2 separate regions of the Homo sapiens genome follow, and region 1 is linked to region 2. Evidence: chromatin contacts called from ENCODE Hi-C or POLR2A ChIA-PET data. All regions are on one chromosome and are shown on one strand. The core of a region is the stretch at or near the end of the contact, and the rest is flanking DNA. Distances in the headings are between cores, read along the strand shown.

Region 1 (3,264 bases), core at 751-3,250, 160 kb before region 2:
TTCTCTAAGACTTTTCTGAGAAATAAAACATTTAAAGGCAAGGAGGCAGTAGGAAAAGAAAAAAGGTAATAGTGATCTATAAAATAAAGGATCCATCCCCCTTTTGAGAGTTTTCATGCTCAGGCTTCAATGTGATTGAAAAAATTTTTCAGGCTTGTATTCTCTAGAATCTCAACTGTGATAAGGGTTTATTTTGTAAATAATGGAAGCAGTGGCAGAATCACTTCCTTCCTATTCCTACTCCCAACCTGTTTTATAACGTACACGCATCAACAAATGTATTTTGTGCTATTAGCCAGGCCTAGTGTTAACATATGAGATAAGATTATCTCATTCAGCCTTCATAACAAGCCTATGTAGTAAGTACCATTTACAGGGGAGGAAGTTGAAACTTGAAGAGGTCAAGTAACTTGCCCAAGATTACATCTCTAGTAGGCCTAAGAAGCAGGATTTGAACCCAGGCAGCCTGATTCCAGGGCTCACAGTTTTGATGAGCGCACCATACTTCCTGACCTGTAAAGGGTAAAATACAATAAACGTTCATTACAATTGGTCCATTATAAATTATTCTTGACCTCCGGTAAATGGCAGTTTATAAGACTGAATGGCCCTGGTGCAGTGACTCACACCTGTAATCCCAGTACTTTGGGAAGCCGATCCAGAAGGATCACTTTAGCTGAGGATTTCAAAACCAGCCTGGGTGACATAGTGAGACCCTATCTCCACAAAAAAATACAAAAATGAGCCAGATGTGGTTGCATGTGATTCTGCCACTGCTTCCATTATTTACAAAATAAACCCTTATCACAGTTGAGATTCTAGAGAATACAAGCCTGAAAAATTTTTTCAATCACATTGAAGCCTGTGGTCTCAGCTACTTGGGAAGCTGAGGTGGGAAGATGGCTTGAGCCCGGGAGGTCGAGGCTGAAGTGAACCATGATTTTGCCACTGCACTCTAGCCTAGGTGACAGGCAAGACCACATCTCAAAAAAAAAAAAATTAAATGAATCAAGTTGTCAGTTTTGTTTTATTTTTTAATTAAGGATACTTTGAGACCTATAGAAGTATTAGTTGCTATCATAAGCCTTCTAATAGTAGAGTGTTTTAAACTATTTAAGGATGTTGGGGAAACTAATTACACACATAACTGTCTCTCCTTTGCAATTAAGTAAAGTCTTTTTTATAAAAATATTTTAATATAAATTTTTTATACTTTGCTGTTTTAATTAGCATATGATTTTTTCCAACAGAAAGAAACTTCATATGGAAAGAAATCCTCAAAAGTACTAACTAAAGACTTAAAGGGCTGTTTTTTTAAACTTTACTTTCCTCCTTTTAGACTCCAGAAATAGTTTCCTCATAAAGCTGACTTCCTTTCTGGAAATGATTTTTGTTTCTAAATATGTTGAGAATCCACTCTTTTCATTTTTCTCTTTCTTTCTTTCTCTCTCTCTCTTTCACTCTCTCTCTCTCTTTTTCCCTCTCTCTCTCTGTCTCTCTCTCCACCCCCCTACTGCCTCTCTCTCTCTCTCTCCTTTTTCTTTCTTGGTAGTAGTTGAGAGGAAGGAGGGTAGGCGCAGGACAGAGAGGAGAGGGAAAACAGAAAAAGAATTGTGTGCCACTATGTCTGAATATATCTTCTACTTGTAGATAATTACATCCAAGTTGCCCTTTTGCCTTTTTATTTCCGTTTTTGGACACCTCTTTTTATCATCCAGCCAACTGGAATAGACAAAGCACCGCTGGTGCCCTGAGCGACAGAACTCTGGTAGGGGGCTGGCTGTAAATTGACGTGGCATGGAAATTCTCCGCTAAGTTGTAGCAGCTTGCATGTTTCTCTAAGATCAAGCCCAGCCTCCTGGAGCTGTAGCTTAATCATGGGTTCAATGACTTTACAGAAAAATGGATAGAAAAATTCTTCAACTCCTTTCTTTGGACCCAGATGGTTTTTTTTGGGTTTTTTTTTTTTTTTTGGTTTTTGCTTTTTTTTTTTTTTTTGGTTATCTATAGTTTAGCTGAAAACAAAATCAAAGCAGTTAAGTCTGTAACTTTCTTTTTGCAGCTTAAACAACAGAATTTGCTGCTCTCCCTCCCCTTTCCTGCAATTTAATTCCTTACAGATTTTGCCATGGGGTGCGGACTTAGAAAGCTAGAAGACCCTGATGATAGCAGCCCTGGAAAAATATTTTCTACCCTGAAGAGACCGCAAGTGGAAACAAAGACAGAATTTGCTTACGAATATGTATTGCTGGATTTTACTCTACAAGGTACTTTTTGCTTCTATTTTGTTTGTTAAATGTTTCAGAGATGAGACTACTAGTCATTTTTAAGTGTTGACTTAATAAATTTTTAAACTGTTCTTCATAATGAGATTGTATATTCAAACAATAATGCTTCGCTTCTTAATTATACTTTGTAAGATTTTTGTTTTGTTGATTGCTTCGTATTTTGGTAACATGGCTCATATGTACCTTCTAAAATTAGGGAAATTGCTTGGAAATACTTCTTTCATTTTTAAATCAAATACTTATTTATAGAAGGATTTATGAAAAATGCTTGATTTCCAGGACAAATAGCTATATAGCCTTAGTGACAGTTTGTATTTTGAAAAAGATTTGAAAATCACAATAAGGTATTATGTAGTAAATATTACTTGCATCATATCGTGGAAGAGTGTTTGCTAAGACAATTCTGAGGCTTCCAATTGTGTTAGACTCTGTGATTATGGTAGTCATTTGATATTTTTGACCAAACTAAACTATAAGTTTTGAAAATGTAGTTAAAAAAAAAAAAAAGATAGCCTTCTGTAAGACACTTCCTTTGCTCAGTGCCCTGTCCCTAACAGAGAAACTCTCTGTTCCAGAAAGTTGGAAACACAAATAAACAAGCCCAGATGGCAGCTCTGTGGAAGGAATCGAGGTGGCTCGATTTCACAAATACTTTGCCTCATTTCTTTTGGAAACTTTAGAGTACTGTACAACTGCACAGACAAAGCAGCTTTTTAAAAAAGCTATATCTTTAATTATGAAGTAGTAAAAATGAAATTTAGAGTGCTTTGCTTGCTGTTAAAGTTATCAGATATTAGTAAAATTCTTATTATAGTTATATTTTTAATTCTAATGAGCCACACATTTTATCAATTCACAAAAAGTTTATACTAAATTATCATGTTGAATATTATCTTAATTTTTTTCCAAATTTTTTGTTTACACACATTCTTTTCTTTTTTTTTTTTTTTTTTTTTTTTGCTTTGCTCTAGAAACA
Region 2 (2,979 bases), core at 300-2,799:
ACAGCAACATAGCAAGTATGTTACGATATTAAATATTTTATTTTCTAACCTTTCAAAATTAAGAACTTATGAATAAATGAGATGACTCTCAGAATATGAACAGAAAAGTCTACTTCTGAACATAAAAATGTAATCAGAAACAATGTTTCCACAGAATAAGATGTAAAGGTATCTGAGAAAAGAGCATGAGGAAGAAAAGTGTGGAAACGGTAAAAAGCAAGCATATGTAACGGATAAATTTCCAGTAGTATGAAAACAAAACTGTCAGTAGGAATAACTGACAGCTTAATGTGACTCCAAAATAAGACTTTAAAATTTTCTCTGAAATTCAGCACTAGAAGCAGCTTGTTAAAGAGAACAGGTCACCAGTGAATTAAGAATCAGGAGACTATGTATCCTTGGGCAAATCCACTTAATTCTCTTGGGCTTCAGTTTCCTTATCTGTAACATGAATCTGGGGAGGTAATCAATACCTGTATGCCCCCTTCGAAAGGTGTTCTTTCCATAATTCTGTATAAGAAATTAAAATCTATTCTCAGACATACAATCATAGCTCCACGATTGTTTTGTTTCAATTTTCATTTGCATCACTTTTTAACATTTTATAAACACATCTCTTCCGATTTCAGAGCATCTAGTCTATAGCAAGCCATTTCGGCTAGCAATTAATCAGTTCAAGTCTGGATGCCAATTTTATTTATTTATTTTTAATGTGAGGCATCCCATCTTTTCCAAACCCTAAGAAACAATGCCTAATCAAGCACCAATTTACCACACATAATGCCCTACAAAAAAGCTGACAAAATTATAATCAGTTCATTCTCTGACTATGCTTCACGCATATTAGCAAGGAATGACATCTAACAAGTCACAACTTAGTGATGAAAACTTGCTGGACCAGAGAACAGCTCCAGGGAAAGCGGCAGGGAGAGGTGGTCAAAGGGAAACAAGGAGGAGAATATCGGCACCCGGATCCGGCTAGACAAGCTGGATGGCAGGAAACGGGTAGGTACTTCCCAGGCCAGGTAGGAACTGGACGCCGGGTCGAGGTAGGCTGTGTTTACACCCCCTCCCACCTCAGCGGCCCCGACCTTCAGGAAACCCCGGGGGTCTCCACCAGGCTGGTCGCGCCCCTCCAATGCTAGTCAGCTGGGGCTCAGGGGCAAGGCGAGAAGAAGCCGTTGCTGCTGACAGGCTCGCAGCCCAGGGCTTCGGCAGGCAGGTACCACCAGCAGACCCCACCCGCCCCTCACGCCTACCCCTGGGTCGGAGCTCCGCAGGCCTCACGGCGGCCGCCACCGCCTCAGCCAAATTGAGGGGCTGCAGCTCCGGAAGAGCAGGCCGGGCACCAGTGCCCCAGCCCGCCCGCCTGCCGCCTCGGCCCAACCTCCCCGCAGTGGCGGCCAGCTTCCGGGCGCAGCACTGCTCGGCACCTAGTTGCCCGACAAGAAAAGTGCAGACATGGTACCTGCGCCTTGGTGCCCGGCCTGTTCCGCCTCAGCACTGCCGTCCCCTCCGCCATGACCATAGTGCCAGCGTCTAGGCGGCTGGAGTCGGTACCCGGATGTAGGGACGGCAGCCTGCGCGGGGGGCGGGGCAGAGCGGCGCTCTGCGTCTGGGAGGAGGAGCGGCAGCTGACGGAACAGCTGCAGCCTGCGCCGGGAGCCGTCCGGGTAGAAGCGGGCTAGGCGGAGGGAGAGGGCGAACGAGGAACAGCCGGACGGCGTCGGGTGGCTACTGGCAGGGACTGAGGCACCGGAAGGCGGGCGCCACGAGCCTCTTTGCGAGGGCTGCGGGGCGGTTTGAAAGGTCGTGATCGCAGCGACCGCTGCGGCAGTGTGCACGGCTGCGTTGCACGTTGGTATGGGCTCTCGTTAGTTACACGGGAAGAACGAACTTCGTATAGTGGCGACCGTTTCAGTAAACCCACCTGCAAGCAAATACTTAGAGAACCGTAATTCTGTCCCAGAAGCCACCTAAGGAATCAGGGTAGAAAACAGGCCAGCAGTCTTGGCAAATTCTATAGAACCTGCGTGAAATCGACCCAATCTGAAATCAGACGGGGGATTTGAGTGTCAGTGTTATTTACGCCATCCGGCGACTTCAAAGCCAAGGACTTTTTCAATGACAAGTTTGTTTACGTAGATAAAAGACGCAGATGTCAATTATGTGAGATGAAGAGTGGACATCTGGTTTTGTGCGTTAGGCAGACAGATTTAGCTCGTGTTTTTCAAGTCAGAAGCAGGAGGAGGAAATTAGTAGTCCTTGACAGGTGGTGAGGGTTTTACATCTTACAGGATTCCACATTTCCTTTGTTGCAAATTTTAAGTGTTCTCTCTTAAGAAACCACAGCATTTTCGCAAACTTTTTTTCCTGCTTAGAAACCTTGAATCTTTTATCTGGGGTGAGGGAGGCCTTGGGATAGCAGATGGGAAGACAGTTCAAAAAGTAAAAAACGCATACAGTAGCATGATTTCCAAAAGAAGAAAACATCAAGTGTCCCTAGATAGAAGGTGTATTGAGAATGCTGAGGGAAGGGCCATGTAACAGCTTCCAGAAATGGAATTTGAGAGGAGAGGAGAGGTTGAGTGGGTCTCTAGCTGAGTAATTGTCAGTGACTTAGAACTAGGCATTGAAGGGTTTAACAACAGGAAGTTGGTTCTCTCTGGAAGATGTATTGACTGGTAACTCTTCAAGAATAGGGACTTAATTTTGCCCTCCCAGAACCAGCGTCTACATATGAAAAGATTATTCGTTCAACAGATACTCATTAAGCCCCACTATATGGTAGGCACTAATGTACAAGTATGATAAGGCTCAGTCCTTCACTACAAATTGCCTTGACTCCAGCAACAGAGACGTGCAAATCACAAATTCTTATACAGGTTAAGTACCCCTCATCTTAAAGTTTGGGACCAAAACACTTTCAGATTTCTGATTATTTTGGATTTTAGAATATTTGCATATACATAATGAGAT

What was found. Hi-C counts contacts between places; a loop is a spot of excess contacts on that map. ChIA-PET counts read pairs that join two places held with the same protein, here RNA polymerase II (POLR2A). Pooled maps may share reads with other maps.
Region 1: a map of endothelial cell of umbilical vein shows a loop between it and region 2 (7-fold over the local background). The contact joins the promoter of RFTN2 here to the promoter of MOB4 in region 2. A Hi-C loop is called at or near these places in 6 of 168 maps with a recorded cell type or tissue (IMR-90, chondrocyte, dorsolateral prefrontal cortex and 3 more) and 8 of 50 pooled maps. POLR2A ChIA-PET finds 5 or more read pairs at or near these places in 7 of 52 experiments (A673, AG04449, AG04450 and 4 more).

Annotation. Positions count from the first base shown.
Region 1 is chr2:197,674,323-197,677,586 of GRCh38, reverse strand. RFTN2 (raftlin family member 2) reads left to right here and starts at 2,000. Exons shown (of 9, transcript NM_144629.3): 1 at 2,000-2,267. The coding sequence starts at 2,129.
Region 2 is chr2:197,514,636-197,517,614 of GRCh38, reverse strand. It overlaps MOB4 (MOB family member 4, phocein), which reads right to left and starts at 1,549. Exons shown (of 8, transcript NM_015387.5): 1 at 1,469-1,549. The coding sequence starts at 1,528. The region is part of intron 2 of HSPE1-MOB4 (HSPE1-MOB4 readthrough); the gene reads right to left. RefSeq lists a silencer at 1,491-1,710.